2 separate regions of the Homo sapiens genome follow, and region 1 is linked to region 2. A link is an interaction called in ENCODE POLR2A ChIA-PET data of the cell type or tissue named here. Cell type or tissue: PC-9. All regions are shown on one strand. Each heading gives the region's core, and the rest is flanking DNA. Links, peaks and the distances in the headings are about the cores only. Region 1 holds the start of IL37 (interleukin 37). Region 2 overlaps LOC124907869 (a long non-coding RNA gene).

Region 1 (8,805 bases), core at 199-8,198, 300 kb before region 2:
TTCTTGCACACTGTACCCTAGACACAGACTCAGCCACTTCTGCCCCAGGATCAATGCCCTCAGAATCTACCAAACCCCAGTAGGAAAGACTAATTCTAGAGCACAGCATGCACCCAGCTGCTCCTTCCCACTGCAAGTATTGCACTCAGACTGGCCACATCATAGCATATGACACACACATGCATGTCTGATGGTTCAGGGTAGCAGTACACAAGCAGAAGCCGGTCTCTTTCCAACCCAGAACTTTGTAATTAAACAAGCTTCTTGCTATATCCTAAAAACACAAATCCTTAAAGCATGAATGAGAAATGAAACCCAATGACAGAAAGTTTAGTGAGCAGGTTTGGTGTTTTTATACAATTAGTTCAAATTAGCGAGGAAGGCGTTCAATGGGGCAGTTTCCTAATCGCTGACCTCACTGGGGCTCATTTCAGCTTTGCAAACTGGTTGAAATGAAAATTCAATGTGTTTCCTGTTCTCAAATTTATCTGTCACCCCAACAGGCTCATTACAATTGCAGGAGGTGCAGATGAACCATCCGGGGTGAGCCGCCGACTCCAGCATGTTCCAGGAGCCCACCTGAGCCCTATAAAAGATGAAGGGCCGGCGTGCTGATTCCTTTTGGGCAGCCAGCTTCATCAGTTTCTCCTTCTGTGAGGTAAAAGGGATTAATTAGATAGCACAGGCTTTGAGAGGGAGGAAAACACAGCACATGTGCTCATCCTCCAGGCCTTTACACAGGAGAGGAGGAAAAGAGAGAAGGCAGATGGTCCTTGGGAAAGATGACGTGTCAGCCTTGGTACTGGTATTTAAGGGATGATAAGCAATCCTGCCCTCTTTTCCAGGCCTTCTTGTCCCCCAGATTAAAAATAAACTGAGAGAGAGAGAGAGAGAGAGACGTAAGAGTCAGATGGATACCAAAATCTCAGCTCTATAGTTTTTAAAATTAGAGAATATGGCTTAGATCTGTATCTAATTCAGCTTCCTAAGATTTCTCCCCTCAAGTGAAAGGTGCTCCATCCAGGACTAAATTTGCAGGGCAGACACACTGCCCTCCGAGTGCTCCCTCACACCCTCCTACCCTACAGCAGCACGCCAGGGTCCTGGCCCAATTGTGTTGCTTGCCACATGGAGGGCCACAGCAGGAGGGGACCGCCACCCGCCCAGGGCCAGGACCAGTGAGCCCAGGAGAGGAGAACAGGTGCTCAGCTCCTTGCTGTCTCCCCGCTGTGAGGAGTCTCTCCTCCTTCCCTAGAAGGGGCAAGGAACCAGAGAAGAAGTTATGGGGCTCTTCTGCCTGGTGCTTCCAGAAAGGTGGATGTCCCTGTTATATTGGCCAAGATAAGAATTTGCAGGAAAGCGAGAGGCATTGAGGATCTTGGCCTTTTACTTTGGGGTAGCCAAAGGCCCAGGAAACTGAGCTAGAACTCTCACCTTCAGCTGAAGGGATGGATGACTTTGTCCTTTATCCTTGTCACAGTAGAGACAAAACTCCCCTTTAGAGACCCCCAGGAGAATCGGACTTCCTTTCTCCGCAGAGGCTGAGCTCAAGGATGAGGCTAATGCAAAGAAGATCTCTGGAAAAAGACAGTCAGAACATGTGTGGGTTCTGAGAGCAGGGAAAGGTCTCTCCTGTCTGCTGGGGTTTCAGGCCTGATGCACAGTCCCTCTCCCTTGACTCTGTGGTCCACTTCTCCCTCCATCACACTGGTTTAAGCCTCCTCTTCTTCCAGTCTAAGTGTCTGCCTCCTTCTTTTTCTCCAGCCCTTCCAGAAAGACTACTTTCAGATCTGGTCATTGCTAGAGACCCTTCATCTGATGCCCTAGTCCCTGGGGCCTCTCCTCCTCGCTTCCACCACCTGCTGGAGATGGGGCATGGTATAGCATGGAGTTGAGCCCACCTAGCAGGAGGCCTTACCCCTGCTAGGTGGAGGCAGAAAACACAGCCAAAACTGAGAGTCACCTGGGCGTATGTAGTTTTTATCTGGAACTGCTATGAGATTCCCAGAGTCCAGGACCAGTACTTTGTGATCCTGGTCATGAATGCTGAATTTCTTCGGGTTTAAGTTCTTCACCTTTGGACCTAGATCAATATCACCAGATATCAACACTTCACATTGAAAATGGAAGACTCAGCCCTTTCTTCCCCACGTCCAAGGGCCCCAGCCCTAGCTCTCCACCCTGCCTGTGGGCTCAGACATCACAGCCACTGAATATTTCTTCCACTCCCAGGCTTTCTATCTTGCTGGGACAAGCAATTAAGCTTTCTGTGCAAGCAAATGGGTTCCAGATTTGGACAGATAGATTCAAATCCCAGCTCTGCTGTAGGACAGAGGACAAGTTACTAAGTCTCTCCAAACCTCAATGTCCTCATCTGTGAAATGAAAGTAATAGCAGCACCTACTTGAGAGAGGAGTTATGAGAACTAAAATGCTTACTCAAATAAGTAGCACTTAGCCTGAGCAAAGAAAATGTCTGGCGTATAAAAAGGACTTTTTATAATCATTGTTTTTCTTAACTCTCTTTTTTGCACCCTCTGACTGGAGGCATCATTCCCTCAGCAGTGCCTAGAGTGGAACAGATCCCTGCACTGGCCAGGCTAAGGGAGCGGTGATGGAAGAGTTGGGAGGGTTGGAGGCAGGAAGCCCCCAGGAGCCCAGCACGGTGCAAGGCTGAGCTGGAGCTTTAGTGGCTCCTTTGAAAAGCCACAAATCTTGCACCTGGCCCTGGAGGAACAACTTCTAGCAGCAGGACCAGCCACAACAGTGCTCAGAGGGTTCTTAGGGCGTGGGCTCCTAGCAACTCATTTGGGCCAGGCCTGCCTAGAGTAGGGTCTTAAAAGGGAACGTTCCCTCCTGGCCTCTGATTGGACAGGTGACCCTCACCTCTGCAAAGAGCTCAGGCACTTGTTTGATAAAGAACAGGGGCCCCCAGGCTGGGCCAGTGACTGTCAAGAATGGGTGGGTGGCTGGAAAATGGCAAATGTGACAATATGAAAACACAGTAACCACCACACTATGTGAAGCTATAATATGGGTATCTGTGGTAGGCAATTCTAATGTAGAGAATAAGTCTAAGGTGTCATTCTTTTCCCATGCCATAAGCACATGGCCTCTGCCTGGGTTTCTCACTGTAGAATGTCCTCCTGGTCTCCTCATGCCCAAAGAGTGGGGAGGACTCCTCCTGTAACACCGGCTTTCCTGTCATCTCCCTGCAGCCCTCCTCAGCCCCCTCTGCACAGGGTAGCTTCCTCTCTGGTGCTGCAGCGCTCTGCACTCGTCAGTGGTACCTGCACACAGGTATTGGCATCCTTGGCTCGCTGCCCTATAGCACTGTAAGCTCCCCAGGAGCAGGCTTCCTATCTGACTCACCCGTGATCCTCCACCTCCCACCCTGTAGTGCCCCAAGCATCGTGGACACTCTCAGTGTCTATGGAAGAGATGACTGGCCCCAGGCAAGATCCTAAGTAACTCCCCAGTGATATGGGGTCAGATGAGATCCATGGTTATCAGCCCTGCCTTACATCAGAATCTCCTCAGGAGCTTTTCTGGGCCCATCCCAGGCAGTCTGAGTTCATGGAGCAGGTGCAGGTTGACTGAGAGTCACCGAGCTAGCTGAACTCTAAGCTTTTCCATTTCCCACACTTTAATGTGCAAGAAATCACCTGCAAACTATGGTTCAGTAGGTGTGGGTGGTGCCAAGCCTCTGTCTTTCTGATGCACTCCCAGAGCTGTGGGTGCTGCTGGTCTGAAGACACCCTTTGAGTGGCATGGCCTAAGGCTGTGACTCTCACCCCTGGTGCACACTGGGAATCACCTGGTGGGTGGCATTTTAAGACCATGGATACCTGGGCCTCACACTCCTGAGATTCTCATTCAGTTAGTCCAGGGTGAGACTGGAAAATGCTCTTTTTAAGAAGCTACTTTTCTAGCACCATCATTTTACTTTGTACCTCTTAAGCGCTTCTTAAAGCTGTTCTTTCCTTTGGTTTCTGTTTCCCTCCTATCACAGCCTGACATAGGATCTCAGCGTCTCACATGCAGACTAGTTCACTATCCTCTTAAGTGGTGTTCTCGCTCATGATCCTTGACCCCAAATCTTTCTCAAGGCCACTCTGAAGGTGTGAGTGGTCTTAAGGTGCTGGCAGTTGTTTTCTATAGGGAAGTTGTACTCCAACAGCAGCAGTAACATCAGTGCCAGCGCCAGCTTTAGGGCACTAGTAACTTTCTGTAGGGCAGTAGCTCTCAGACTTTCAAGGTGCGTCACGATAACCTGGAAGTCTTGTTAAAGCAGCCCCTAGAGCCTCAGCGCCCTGAGTTTCTGAGGCAGGAGGTCTGTGGTGGGGCCTGGGAATGTGTATTCCTAACACTTCTAGGCGCTGATGCTGCTGACGTTTGAGGACCAGACTTGGAGAACCACTTCCGCCAGATTTGAAGGAGATCCCAGCCCTGACAAGGAGAAGTCAGGACAGGCCCGACAGAGAGGCTTGTGTGCGTGGTTCCACCTGGAGTGGACACAGTGCAGATCCAAAGCCAGCAATGGTGTAACTACAACAAAACTAAAACATCAAAGGTAACTGCAGCAGCAGCGGTGGAGAAGTGACAGCAGCCTCCCCCAACTGTGCCAGGCACCCTTACACACCTGGTCCCATTTGGTCCTCTCTGCCATTGTACTAGTGAGGCTCAGTATTCCCACATGAACCTGCACTAGAGCTGGGGCTCAGGCTGAGGCCTCCTGACTCTGTCCTGAGAAGAGGAGGTGATGGGAGCCTTAAGCCTGAGTCAGGCAGACAGACGTTATAGTACCTTTAAATTTCCACATCTGTCACTTATTACCTGTGTCACCTAGGGCAGGGAATCTCCACTGTCTGTCTCGGTTTCCACACCTGAACAGTGGCAATGTTAACAGTTTCCTATTAGGGTGTTGTGGTGTTCAAATGGCAGCATGAGAGGAAGGTTCAGGCTCTGAAGGCGCCGCCCTGAGCCCTTAGTGGTGTGGGTGTCCCTGCACCCCCACTGGCCCCATGGCTGTTTGTCCTCAGTGCTGGGAGGAGGTCTGTGTCTCCAGTCTCTTGGCTATGGTCAGAAGAGGCACCTGGAAGGTTCCCAGGCACAAACTCTTCCTTGCCCTGTGCCTCTTAGCAGGTGAGCATCACCTGCCCCTCCCCGGGCTCATCTTTCCCAGAGTTATCTCCTAATGGGATTTGCTTCCACAAAGGAAAGACTTCAGCCCCATCCAGCACCCTTAGGTGTCCCCATTCTACAATTCTCCCACCCTGTAAGAGGACCCAATGGCTCCATCCCCCATCCCCACCCTCGCACCTCAGCCACCCCCATCACCTCACCCCGAGGCCTTACTTGTGTGAACAAAATTCATGGTGGGGAGGCTTGGGCCTGGTTCCAGGGGGCTTCCAGCCGGGTCTGCAGTCAGACGCAGTGAGGTTAGCATATGCAATTCGGATTTTCCAAGGATTTAGGGGTATCAAAGACCATTTAATTCCCTCTTCTGTGTATGTGCTGAGAAATACTAGAGCAGCATGATAGTAATGACATTAAATCATAGCTTCCCTCTTCAGAAACATAGAATAGAGATGAACTGGATCACGGGTTTGGCCTCTGGCATGTCACAGGCCTCTCCCGTCACACCTCAGTAGACAATCATTTGGGTCAAAAGCCTCCTCCTATTGTCCCCCATGGGCAACACCCAAATGTGTTCCTCATGGAATACTCAGATGCCCTGTGCCTGGGTCATTTGTTCAGCCCAGCCTTAGAGAGCTGCTTCTCATCGGAGGCTTCTCTTCCACTTGGGAATGTTGGGAGGGAAGAGGTGCATTTTGAAGCATATGCAACCATCCAGTTGGCAAACAGGATGCTAAAGCCCCAAATCTGTAGGTGAGGACGATCCTTTTATCTACTACCTGATGTGCCTGGACACTGAAGCAAAGCTTCCTTTTCCCTTCCAGAATTTCTCTTGTCTAGTTATTTGTCCAGGGAAATTTGAAAGCTCACTTACTGTGCAAGTCAGCAGGAAACAACTGGGTCTGTGCACAGCACCTAGCAAAGTTCTGCTCTAGGAATTACACTTTGGCCCTGAGGTAGATTTCTACAAGAACCTTACCTTCTAAGCAGCACTGGGGTTCATCTTTTTCCCAGTCCTCAGAGCCCATTTTCACTCCTGAGTTCTCCCCCACAAAGGACATTTTCAACGTTGAGTTTATTACTCAACAGAAAATGGAATGAAGTCCAAGACCTAAGGAGATAGAAAGGGGACCAGTTATGGCATCTTCTCACCCCAGGACACCTTGCTGCATGTCTCTAGTGCTGAACAGACCACTGGCCTTGCTCTGTAGTTTGAAATGCTCGCTGCAACCAGAAAGGCACCAAGGGGCCAGACCATGCTCTCCTGTCTATCACGCCTTCAAAGCAGAATTTCCCAAACCTTGAGTCACAGTGCTAACACACGGGGTGCAATAGCATTTTTGTGGATCTTGGCATTTTACAAAAATAAAATAAAAAAGTTAAAAGTGCATTGCTCTAGTCTTGGGGCTGGCACACTATGGCCTTTGGCCAAATCCGGTCCCTGACTGTTTTTTTAAATAAAGTTTTATTGAAACACAGCCATGCTCTTGTTTACATATTGTCTCTGGCTGCTTCGAGGCTACAATAGCATGGTTAACTAGTTGAGAGATCATCTGGCAAGCAAAGCCTAAAATACTTACCATCTGACACCTTCTATAGAAGTTTGCTGAGTCTCTGCAGTAGCCTAATCTTTGCCTAACAAAAAGCAGTTGCTCTGCAACCTCTTTTCATGAAAACCTAAGCCACCAAATGTCCCAGGAGGCTCAATCCCTAATATCTTAGGGTAGGATTGACTCACGTGACTTGCTTCATTGGGAGGGGTTGGAGGAGATATATTTATATATATAAATTCTGCACACCCTATCTCAGTTGACCGAGAGCTTTCAACATCAGCCCAGGCCAACATAGGACAGAAGTGGAGCAAAAATTGGTATTCCCATCTTACCGATAAAAAATCAAAAGTTAAGTGATTTGTTCAGAATCATATCACTTCTAAGATTGCAGAGATAGGCAGTTTGTGTACAAATCCAATCCTTTGAGAAAGGTTTAGGAGTGAGACAAAGGGAACTAAATTGTTCATGCAAAAAATAAAAATGACAAGGAAGGGCTTCAGGACTCAACAATAAGGACGGTGAGCAGGAGCAGGTGGGTAGAGCTGATGGGTCTTTAGGAACAGGGATATCTGCTATTTGATTTTAACCTGTTTGTGGTTTGGCAGTATCCCTGAATACATGAAGCACAACTGCCTTTGTCATGTTGGGGTAAATCAAAGGACACAAAAAATTGGAGGCGCTTGACAGAGAATTTGGCAGCCAGAACATCAGAGCAAGAGATGTCTGGCAGAAACGTAGGTATCCAAAGACATATAAAGATACTGTGGTGCTGCTGAAGGACAGAAGGATGCTCACAGGCTGGAGGACCTGGGGCCATCCCTCGGGGGTACTCATGAAATCTGCTGCCTGTATTAAGATAAATGCAGGGAGCTTTCACAGAATTCCCTAAAGAAGCAGTGCATCTGGCCATCTGAAGTCCATCTCTTTGCACTCAAAATCTGTTCCCAAGGACCAATATTTTCTAGACTCTAAAGTCAGTCTTCTGAGCCTTCAGAGAAGGGACTAGCATTTCCAGGGTTGGTGGATTTCCTAAGCTAGTGTCTGCCTGGCCCTCCAGCAATGCCCTACTTGTTAGTGGAAGCCCTCCTGGGAGAGAGCAGGCTGCTACTGGGGCTGAGAGCAAGGTGTTCTGGGCAGGTCTCAGAGATCATATTTAGAAATTCAGATGTGCTTCCAGTGGGGATAAAAAGCAAGGGTCTAGATGGCCAGATGCTACTCTACTTCCCCATCCATCCTGTTGGCCTTGAAAGCCAGTGCAGGAGGACCACCTACCTGGGCCAGGGATCCTCGTGGTCTGTGGCTCTGTCTTGGACTCCTGGAGCTCTGTTTGCCTTCAGTTCTCAGGATCCTTTACTTGAAGGAGCTAGGTCTGGTACTCATTTGTAATCAACAGTTTGTGAGTGGTTATGCAAATACAACACAAGTATTCCTTTGGCCAATAATAAATAGCATCCTCAGTTATCAGTGATCACTCATTTCCTGCTATTTTCCATGCCAACGGTATAAACAAATTCCTGTGGGGGTAGTGCCACTCTGCTAAGGACTGTGCCACACCTATTCAACACATTTCAAGGTACTTGTGATAGATCAGGTGGCTTCCAGTCCAGTCCAATAATACAGGTATAGAAAACAGAGGAGAGTGAAGGAAAGAGGGGACACAGGGTTTAGATCAGCCAATGAGCCTGGGAGGTTCAAGGAAGCCCTTGTTCTCATGATGGTTCTTTGCCCCAATTCCAGAGTTCATGCAAGTGGAGTCCCCATGTCCCAGAGAAAAATGTCCTCTTTTCATGTTCCCTTCCAGGTACACTCCGGGATGCACTATACCTCTTCTATGTCCCCTCTTCTTCAAAGGTGACATGCAAAAGGACCTTCCTTGATCAAGCCCTCCAAGGACTAGCTTCCTTCTACAGCCCATTAGCTATTTATCTGCACTTCCTTGCATTTTTCCATCACATTTGCCCTTGTCAGTTACTGTGTATGGCTATGTTTTACAACACCACACACAGCTGCTCAGTATGAGGGGAAATCCACATAACCAATTAAGGTAATAGCTTCTGGACCACCACCAGCAGCATGTCAATAACACAGGAACAACAGGCCAGCACAATAGTCAA
Region 2 (8,805 bases), core at 511-8,510:
TAGTGGGATGAGAGCACATCCAGGACCCACTGGGCTCCCTGAGCCCAGCCATGTGGTGTGGGTGAAGCAGTACAGGCGGGGAAAAGACCACTGCACTGAGGAAAAGAGCTGGCAGGGTCCAGCGTGCTTAAGAACAGTGTCCAGGCCAGGCACAGTGGCTCATGCCTGTAATCGCAGCACTTTGGGAGGCCGAGGCGGGCAGATCACGAGGTCAAGAGATCAAGATCATCCTGGGCCACATGGTGAAACCTCATCTCTATTAAAAATACAAAAATTAGCTGGGCATTGTGGCGTGTGCCTGTAGTCCCAGCTACTCGGGAGGCTGAGGCAGGAGAATCGCTTGAACCCGGGAGGTGGAGGTTGCAGTGAGCCAAGATCAAGTCCCTGCACTCCAGCCTGGCATCAGAGTGAGACTCCATCTTAAAAAAAAAAAAAAAAAAGCAGTGTCCGGCAGACTGTACAGACTGCACTCTGCTCAGGCCAGTTAGCTCTAATGATCCTTTTCAGCTACAAGTGCCAGTGACTGGCTACTCTGTAGAATGGGGTCATCAGGCATCAAAAGAGTCACATAATGGCATTACAAGATGGCCAGACATCCCTTGATCCCAGAGGAACATTTTGTGCCAGCACCTCCAGCTTCATGGAGGCATTGATACACCAAGTCCCTGAGGATGCCTGAAGCTGGTTCACAGATGGAGCCCGCTAAGTTACAGGCTGGCGGATTGTTCTTGGCCCTTGCAGCTGTGCAGCCACAGGGGAAAACAAAAGCTGTTTAAAATTTTGCACACAAAAAAAAGGTACTACCCAGTGGACAGAGTTGGGGACAGTGGTGGTTTTCCTGAAAAACCCCTCCAAAATGCTCCTTGCTGCTTTTTCATTGATTTAGAGACGGTAGCCAATGGGCTGGCAGTGCGGGCCTGTGCCTGGAAGCAAGACTAAATGATCAAGTCTCAATCCCTATGGCAGTGAACATTATGGTATCAGACTTTTTTTTTTTTTTCTGAGATGGAGTCTCCCTCTGTTGCCCAGGCTGGAGTGCAGTGGTACGATCTCAGCTCACTGCAGCCTCCATTTCCCAGGTTCAAGTGATTCTGTTGCCTCAGCCTCCCAAGTAACTGGGATTATAGGCTTGCACCACCGTGCCTGGCTAATTTTTTTTTTTTTTTGTATTTTTAGTAGAGACGGGGTTTTGCCATGTTGACCAGGCTGGTCTTGAACTCCTGACCTCAGGTGATCCACCATGCCTGGCTATTTTTTTTTTTTTTTATTAGAGATGAGATTTTTGCCATGTTGACCAGGCTGGTTTCGAACTCCTGACCTCAAGTGATCCACCGCCTCAGCCTCCCATGCTGGGATTACAGGCATGAGCCACCGCACCCAGCCTCAGATTTTATTAATACTACACCACTGCCCTCTGTTTTATGGATGTGGATGTCCATAGAAATAGCATGAGTGGAATTCAAAACCCAATCAGACTTGTGCCTTCCAGGTAAGGACAACTGAATACATCATCACAGAGGCCACGACATTCTGTCTACAGTGCAGGACTGGGACCCAAAGCAAAGATGAATGACTCCAGCACAGGAAGCCACCGAAGTCTGGTAAATGAGCCTGTCAGTCAAGGGGCAAAGAAAACTCCAGGGCACATATAAACTCAGGACACCAGATTCTGGCCAGTCCTGGCAAATAGGCTACATAACCTCCTAAATGCTCCACTTGGGGATGCAATTAAGCATTTCCTACAGTAGGCACCTTTCTGGGTATGGCATGGCAATGTAGGTCCTTACCACAGATAGGAGGTAGATGTAACATAAATTTAGGGACTCGCAGATGACCTGTGTTACATACTGAGATTCCCTGAATGTATCTCATCAAATGATGCGCATTTATAGTCAAGAGTACCCAACACTGGCCAACCACCTTGGACATTGCCAGGACATCTCAGGACCCTCATCACCCACAGGCAATAGATGCCATAAAAGGATGGAATGAGGCTGGGCGCCATGGCCCACACCTGTATCCCCAATACTTTGGGAGGCTGAGGCAGGTGGATCGCTTGAGACCAGCCTGGGCAACATGGTGAAACTCTGTCTCTACATAAAATACAAAAAATTATCCGGGTGTGGTGGTACACCCCTGTGGTCTCAGCTACTGGGAAGGCTGAGGTGAGAGGATCACCTGGGCCCAGGAGGTTGAGGCTGCAGGGTAAGCCGTGATTGAACCACTGCATTCCAGCCTGGGCGACAGAATGGGACCCGGTGTCAAAAAAAAAAAAAAAAAAAAAAAAGAGAGAGAGAGAGATGGATGCTTAAAGGAGAAGCTAAAAAGGGTACATAGAGAACCAAAGCTCAATTCTCAGTAGAGTACACACTTAAAACAGACAATATGGATTCTAAATGTGCCAATACCCCAAAAGGGAACTTCCTTTTTAAATAGAATCTGTGTGAGTTTGAGGAGTCGGGGAGGAGGCCCAGACTGTCTGTAAGAGACCCAAACCAACACAATATACTCTCCTTCTTCATTCCTCCTTTCCCTCCCACGCTCACCCCTGGGGAAACCAAACTATGCTGCTTTTTTCTTTTTTTTTTTTTTTTGAGACGGAATCTCACTCTGTCGCCAGGCTGGAGTGCAGTGGCGCAATCTCAGCTCACTGCAACCTCCGCCTCCTGGGTTCAAGCAATTCTCCTGCCTCAGCCTCCTGAGTAGCTGAGACTACAGGCGCCCACCACCACGCCCGGCTAATTTTTGTATTTTTAGTAGAGACGGGGTTTCACCATATCGGCCGGGCTGGTCACAAACTCCTGACCTCAGGTGATCCACCCACCTTGGCCTCCCAAAGTGCTGGTATTACAGGTGTGAGCCACAGCGCCCAGCATTTTTTTTTTTTTTTTTTTGACACGGGGTCTTGCTCTGTCGCCCAGGCTGGAGTGCAGTGGCACAATCTTGGCTCACTGCAACCTCCGCCTTCCTGGTTCTAGAGATTCTCCTGCCTCAGCCTCCGAGTAGCTGGGACTGTAGCTGGGACTATAGGCGTTTGCCACCATACCCGGCTAAATTTTAGGTATTTTTGGTAGAGACGGGGTTTCTCCATGTTAGCCAGGATGGTCTTGATCTCCTGACCTCGTGATCCACCTGCCTCGGCCTCCCAAAATGCTGGGAATACAGGTATAAGCCACCATGCCCAGCCTAACCTGATGCTGCTTTTACTGTCCAGTTATGCTTCCTGGATCTGGGCAATTATAGATACTGATGATATTGATCATGAGTATGAAGTGACGACTCCCAAAGTGGTCCCGGCATGGCACACTATGTGAGGGAGTGGAAGATGTTCTAGATGGCACAAGTTGCAAACACACACACGCACACACACACAAAGCTGCACTGCTTAGGAATAAACTCAGCCATATGGTGTGTATTAGACTGAGTGAGGACTGCAGGGACTAGCTATACCTATCTCATGGCCATGAAAAAACATCAAAAGCCCAGGATGGTGGTGAAGGAACACTCTAGATCTCTCTTGGCTCTTGCCTGCAGAACACCTGGCTTGGCCTGTCATCTCAGAATCTTTTTGTCATGTTGTCCAGGCTATCACCACTGCCCTCAGTCTAACTACTACTCCCATTCTATCGAGAGACCTTAAATCGAGGACCTCCAACTTTAGAAGTGGAGAACTTCTGCCCAAGACATCAGAAAAAAGATAATTTTCTGGACACTTAGGTTTCTTTCCTGCTTTCTCCTATCCTATTATTGCTGGTATCTCTGGTCCCCTTCCACTACCTAAAAAAAATAACAAAACTTCCTTGTGTTGCTCAATCTGTCTTACCCCTCCTGACCCTGCTGACAAACTTTTAATAGCTCCTCCTGCCTGGGCTCGATGGCTCATGCCTGTAATTCTAGCACTTTGGGAGGCTGAGGCAGGTCGATCACTTGAGATCAGGGGTTCGAGACCAGCCTGGCCAACATGGTGAAACCCCGCCTCTACCAAAAATATGAAAAATTAATCAGATATGGTGACATGTGCCTGTAATCCCAGCTACTTAGGAGGCTGAGGCAGGAGAATTGCTTGAACTCAGGAGGCGGAGGTTGCAGTGAGCCTAGTTCGTGCCAAAGCACTCCGCCTGGGGGATAGAGCAAGACTTCATCTCAAAAAAAAAAAAAAATCTCCTCCTTTGAGTACTTTGGAAGTATTCTTCCAGGAACTATTCCTTCTTTCAGGCTCTTTCTGATACTTAAATTTCCTTTATATTGTTAATCCCAGCCTCCAGTCTTGTGAGAATTGGACCTTGACGTCACGTCAGCACTGTGCTGCTGCTGTGGTCACCCAAACCTATTAGCAGAATCTAATTCGCCCTGAGCAGGACGTAGCATTGAGACTAGGTTGGGCTACGATAGCCGGAGACTTATACTCTTACAGTTTTGCCCCAAATGAATAGCACTTCTTATGGTGGATATCAGGCATATAATTGCCTACCACGCACCTAGTTTGGGCTATCAAGTGTGAGCGGTAATGGATGATCACATTGCCCTGGATTTTCTGCCAGCCAGCCAAGTAGGACATCTGAATTAATGACATACCTAACTGGCTTGGCTCTGGATGGGAAGTCTGATTGCAGCCTATCTTTTTCCAAGCAGGCCTAATTGTCCTCCTGGGAGTCATCATCATGGTTACTCTCATTTAATGTTGCCTAAGGAAAAGGATTTGGTCCAACCTTCTACCAGTACATCTAAGGTAAGTGATGGAGAATTTCCAGGCCAGGCATGGTGGTTCACACATGTAATATCAGCACTTTGGGAGGCCCAAGTGGGCAAATCACTTGAGCTCAGGAGTTTGAAACCAGCCTGAGCAACAAGGTGAAACTCCACCTCTACCAAAAATTCAAAAATTACCAGGTGTGGTGGTGCACACCTGTGGTCACAGCTACTTGGTAGGCTGAGGAGGGAGGATCACTTAAACCCAAGAGGCAGAGGTTGCAGTAAGCCAAGATTGTGCCACTGCACTCCAGCCTGGGCAACACAGTGAGACCTCATCTCAAAAAAAAAAAAAAAAGAATTCCCAGGCTCAGCACAGTGGCTCATGCCTGTAATTGCAGCACTTTGGGAGGCCGAGGTGGGTGGATCACTTGAGGCCAGGAGTTCAAGGCCAGCCTGGCCAATATAGTGAAACCCTGTCTCTACTAAAAATACAAAAAATAGCCAGGTGTGGTACCACATACCTGTGGTCACAGCTACTCAGGAGGCTGAGGCATGAGAATTGCTTTAACCCGGAGGCAGAGGTTGCAGTGGGCCGAGATTGTGCCACTGCACTCCAGCCTTGGGCAACAGAGTGAGACACCATCTCAAAAAAAAAAAAAAAAAAAACAATATCCAGAAGAATTATCAGCGGGGTATGTGGAAGGTCCAGCATGGTGGTATGGAGTGCCAACTCCACAGTGCCCTGGCAACCCTGCATGTCTTCACTTAGGCCATGTAGACAAGGCTCAACCACAGTCTGACTCCCCTTGTGCAAGAACACCCGAGGCTCCTGAAACACGGTGAGATTGTAACCGCCCAGTGGGTTCACTTTGCCCCCTGCCTAGACAAAGCCCATTTTTCAAGACAGGGGAATTACATGGAGAAAAAGTAATTCATGCAGAGCTGGCTGAGCAGGAGACCAGAGTTTTATTATTACTCAAATCAGTCTCTCTGAAAACTCAGGGATCAGGAGAGAGGTTCAAGATGGCCGAATAGGAACAGCACCAGTCTGCAGGTCCCAGCGAGATCGATGCAGACGGTGGGTGATTTCTGCATTTCCAACTGAGGTACCTGGTTCATCTCACCGGGGCAGGTTGGACAGTGGGTGCAGCCCACAGAGGCTGAGCGGAAGCAGGGTGGGGTGTCACCTCACCTGGGAAGCGCAAGGAATCGGGAAATTTTCCCCCTGACCCAAGGGAAGCTGTGAGGGTCTCAGCCTGAGGAACTTGGGCACATATACTGCACTTGTTCCATGGTCTTCACAACCTGCAAACCAGGAGATTCCCTCTGGTGACTACCCCACCAGGGCCCTGGGTTTCAAGCACAAAACTGGGCGGCCAACTGGGCAGACACTGAACTAGCTGCAGGAGCTTTTATTTTATTTTATTTTTCCATATCCCAGTGGCACCTGGAACGCCAGCGAGACAGAACTGTTCACTCCCCTGGAAAGGGGGCCTGAAGCCAGGGAGCCAAGTGGTCTGGCTCGGCGGTTCCCACCCCCATGGAGCCCAGGAAAGTAAGATCCACTGGTTTGAAATTCTCGCTTCCAGCACAGCAGCAATCTGAGATCCACCTGGGACGGTGGCGCTTGGTAGGGGGAGGGGCGTCCGCCGTTGCTGAGGCTTGAGCAGGCGGTTTTACCACCACAGTGTAAGCAAAGCTGCTGGGAAGTTCAAACTGGGTGGAGCCCATTGCAGCTCAGCAAGGCTGCCGTGTTCAGACTGCGAGATTGCTCCTCCCTGGACAGGGCATCTCTGTAAAAAAGGCAGCAGCCCAGTCAGGCTTGTAGCAGACTTAAACGTCCCTGCCTGATGGCTCTGAAGACAGCAGCGGATCTCCCAACACAGCATGCGAGCCTGCTAAGGGCCAGACTGCCTCCTCAAGTGGATCCCTGACCCCTGTGTATACTGACTGGGAGACACCTCCCAGTTGGGGCTGACAGACACCTCATACAGAAGAGCTCTGGCTGGCATCTGGCAGGTTCCCTGCTGGGTCGAAGCTTCCAGAGGAAAGAACAAGCAGCAATCTTTGCTGCTTTGCAGCCTCCACTGGTGATACCCAGGAAAACAGGGTCAGGAGGGGACCTCCAGCAAACACCAGCAGACTGGCAGCAGAGGGGCCTGTTAGAAGAAAAAGAAACAAACAGAAAGGATTAGCACGTCCACTCAAAGACCCCATCCGAAGGTTACCAACATCAAAGACCAAAGGTAGATAAATCCACAAAGATGGGGAAAAACCAGTGGAAAAAGGCTGAAAAATCCAAAACCAGAACGCCTCTCCTCCTCCAAAAGATCGCAACTCCTCGCCAGCAAGGGAACAAAACTGGACAGAGAATGAGTTTGACGAACTGACAGAAGTAGGCGTCAGAAGGAGGGTAATAACAAACAACTCCGAGCTAGAGGAACATGTTCTAACCCAATGCAAGGAAGCTAAGAACCTTGAAAAAAGGTTAGTCAAATTGCTAACTAGAATAACCAATGTAGAGAAGAACATAAATGACCTGATGGAGCTGAAAAACACAGCATGAGAACTTCGTGAAGAATACACAAGTATCAACAGCCAAATCAATCAAGTGGAAGAAAGGATATCAGCGATTGAAGATCAACTTAATGAAATAGAGAAGACAAGAGTAGAGAAAAAAGAATAAAAAGGAATGAACAAAGCCTCCAAGAAATATGGGACTATGTGAAAAGACCAAATCTACGTTTGATTGATGTACCTGAAAGTGACAGGGAGAATGAAACCAAGTTAGAAAACACTCTGCAGGATATTATCCAGAACTTCCCCAACCTAGCAAGACAGGCCAACATTCAAATTCAGGAAATACAAAGAACACCACAAAGATACTCCTTGAGAAGAGCAACCCCAAGACACATAATTGTCAGATTCACCAAGGTTGAAATGAAGGAAAAATGTTAAGGGCAGCCAGAGAGAAAGGTCGGGTTACCCACAAAGGGAAGCCCATCAGACTAACAGCAGATCTCTCGGCAGAAACCCTACAAGCCAGAAGAGAGTAGGGGCCAATATTCAACGTTCTTAAAGAAAGAATTTTCAACCCAGAATTTCATATCCAGCCAAACTAAGCTCCATAAGTGAAGGAGAAATAAAATCCTTTACAGACAAGCAAATGCTGAGGGATTTTGTTACCACCAGACCTGCCTTACAAGAGCTCCTGAAAGAGGCACTAAACATGGAAAGGAACAATGAGTACCAGCCACTGCAAAAACATATCAAGTGTAAAAAACATCGACACTATGAAGAAACTGCATTAACGGGCAAAACAACTAGCTAGCATCATAATGACAGGATCAAATTCACACATAACAATATTAACCTTGGGTTGGGCATGGTGGCTCATGCCTGTAATCCCAGCACTTTGGGAGTCCAAGGCAGGCGGATCACAAGATCAGGAGTTCGAGACCAGCCTGACCAACATGGTGAAACCCCATCTCTAATAAAATAAAAAAATTAGCCAGGCCTGGTGGCAGGTGCCTGTAATACTCGGGAGGCTGAGGCAGGAGAATTGCTTGAACCCAGGGGGCGGAGGTTGAGTGAGCTGAGATGGTGCCATTGCACTCCAGCCTGGGCAACAGAGTGAGACTCCATCTCAAAAACAAAAACAAAACAAAACAAAAACAATATTAACCTTAAATGTAAATGGGCTAAATGCCCCAATTAGAAACACAGACTGGCAAATTGGGTAAAGAGTCAAGAACCATGAGTGTGCTGTATTCAGGAGACCCATCTCACATGCAAAGACACACACAGGCTCAAAATAAAAGGATGGAGGAATATTTACCAAGCAAAAAAAAGCAGGAGTTGCAATCCTAATCTCTGATGAAACGGACTTTAAACCAACAAAGATCAAAAGAGACAAAGAAGGGCATTATATAATGGTAAAGGGAACAATGCAGCAAGAAGAGCTAACTATCCTAAATATATATGCACTCAATACAGAAGCACCTAGATTCATAAAGCAAGTTCTTAGAGACCTACAAAGAGACTTAGACTCCCATACAATAATAGTGGGAGACTTTAACACCCCATTGTTAATATTAGATCAATGAAACAGAA

Evidence for each region. Peaks named below come from ENCODE experiments on the same cell type or tissue, not always from the same donor. Only the 100,000 strongest peaks of a DNase experiment are listed, where the experiment ranks them.
Region 1: POLR2A ChIA-PET joins it to region 2 with 10 read pairs; 3 of 35 experiments call an interaction of 5 or more read pairs at or near these places.

The regions. Positions count from the first base shown.
Region 1 is chr2:112,910,407-112,919,211 of GRCh38, reverse strand. IL37 (interleukin 37) reads right to left here and starts at 8,047. Exons shown (of 6, transcript NM_014439.4): 1 at 7,964-8,047; 2 at 6,118-6,249; 3 at 5,358-5,420; 4 at 1,964-2,083; 5 at 1,435-1,577; 6 at 330-651. The coding sequence starts at 6,199. The coding sequence ends at 403. RefSeq lists an enhancer at 2,127-2,176. In PC-9, for the core only: no CTCF peak of the experiment used is centred there; no DNase peak of the experiment used is centred there.
Region 2 is chr2:112,612,259-112,621,063 of GRCh38, reverse strand. It overlaps LOC124907869 (a long non-coding RNA gene), which reads right to left. Exons shown (of 2, transcript XR_007087193.1): 2 at 5,640-6,851. Among named protein-coding and RNA genes, the nearest start is that of SLC20A1-DT, 28 kb to the left of the region's middle. In PC-9, for the core only: no CTCF peak of the experiment used is centred there; no DNase peak of the experiment used is centred there; H3K27ac peaks cover 501 bases.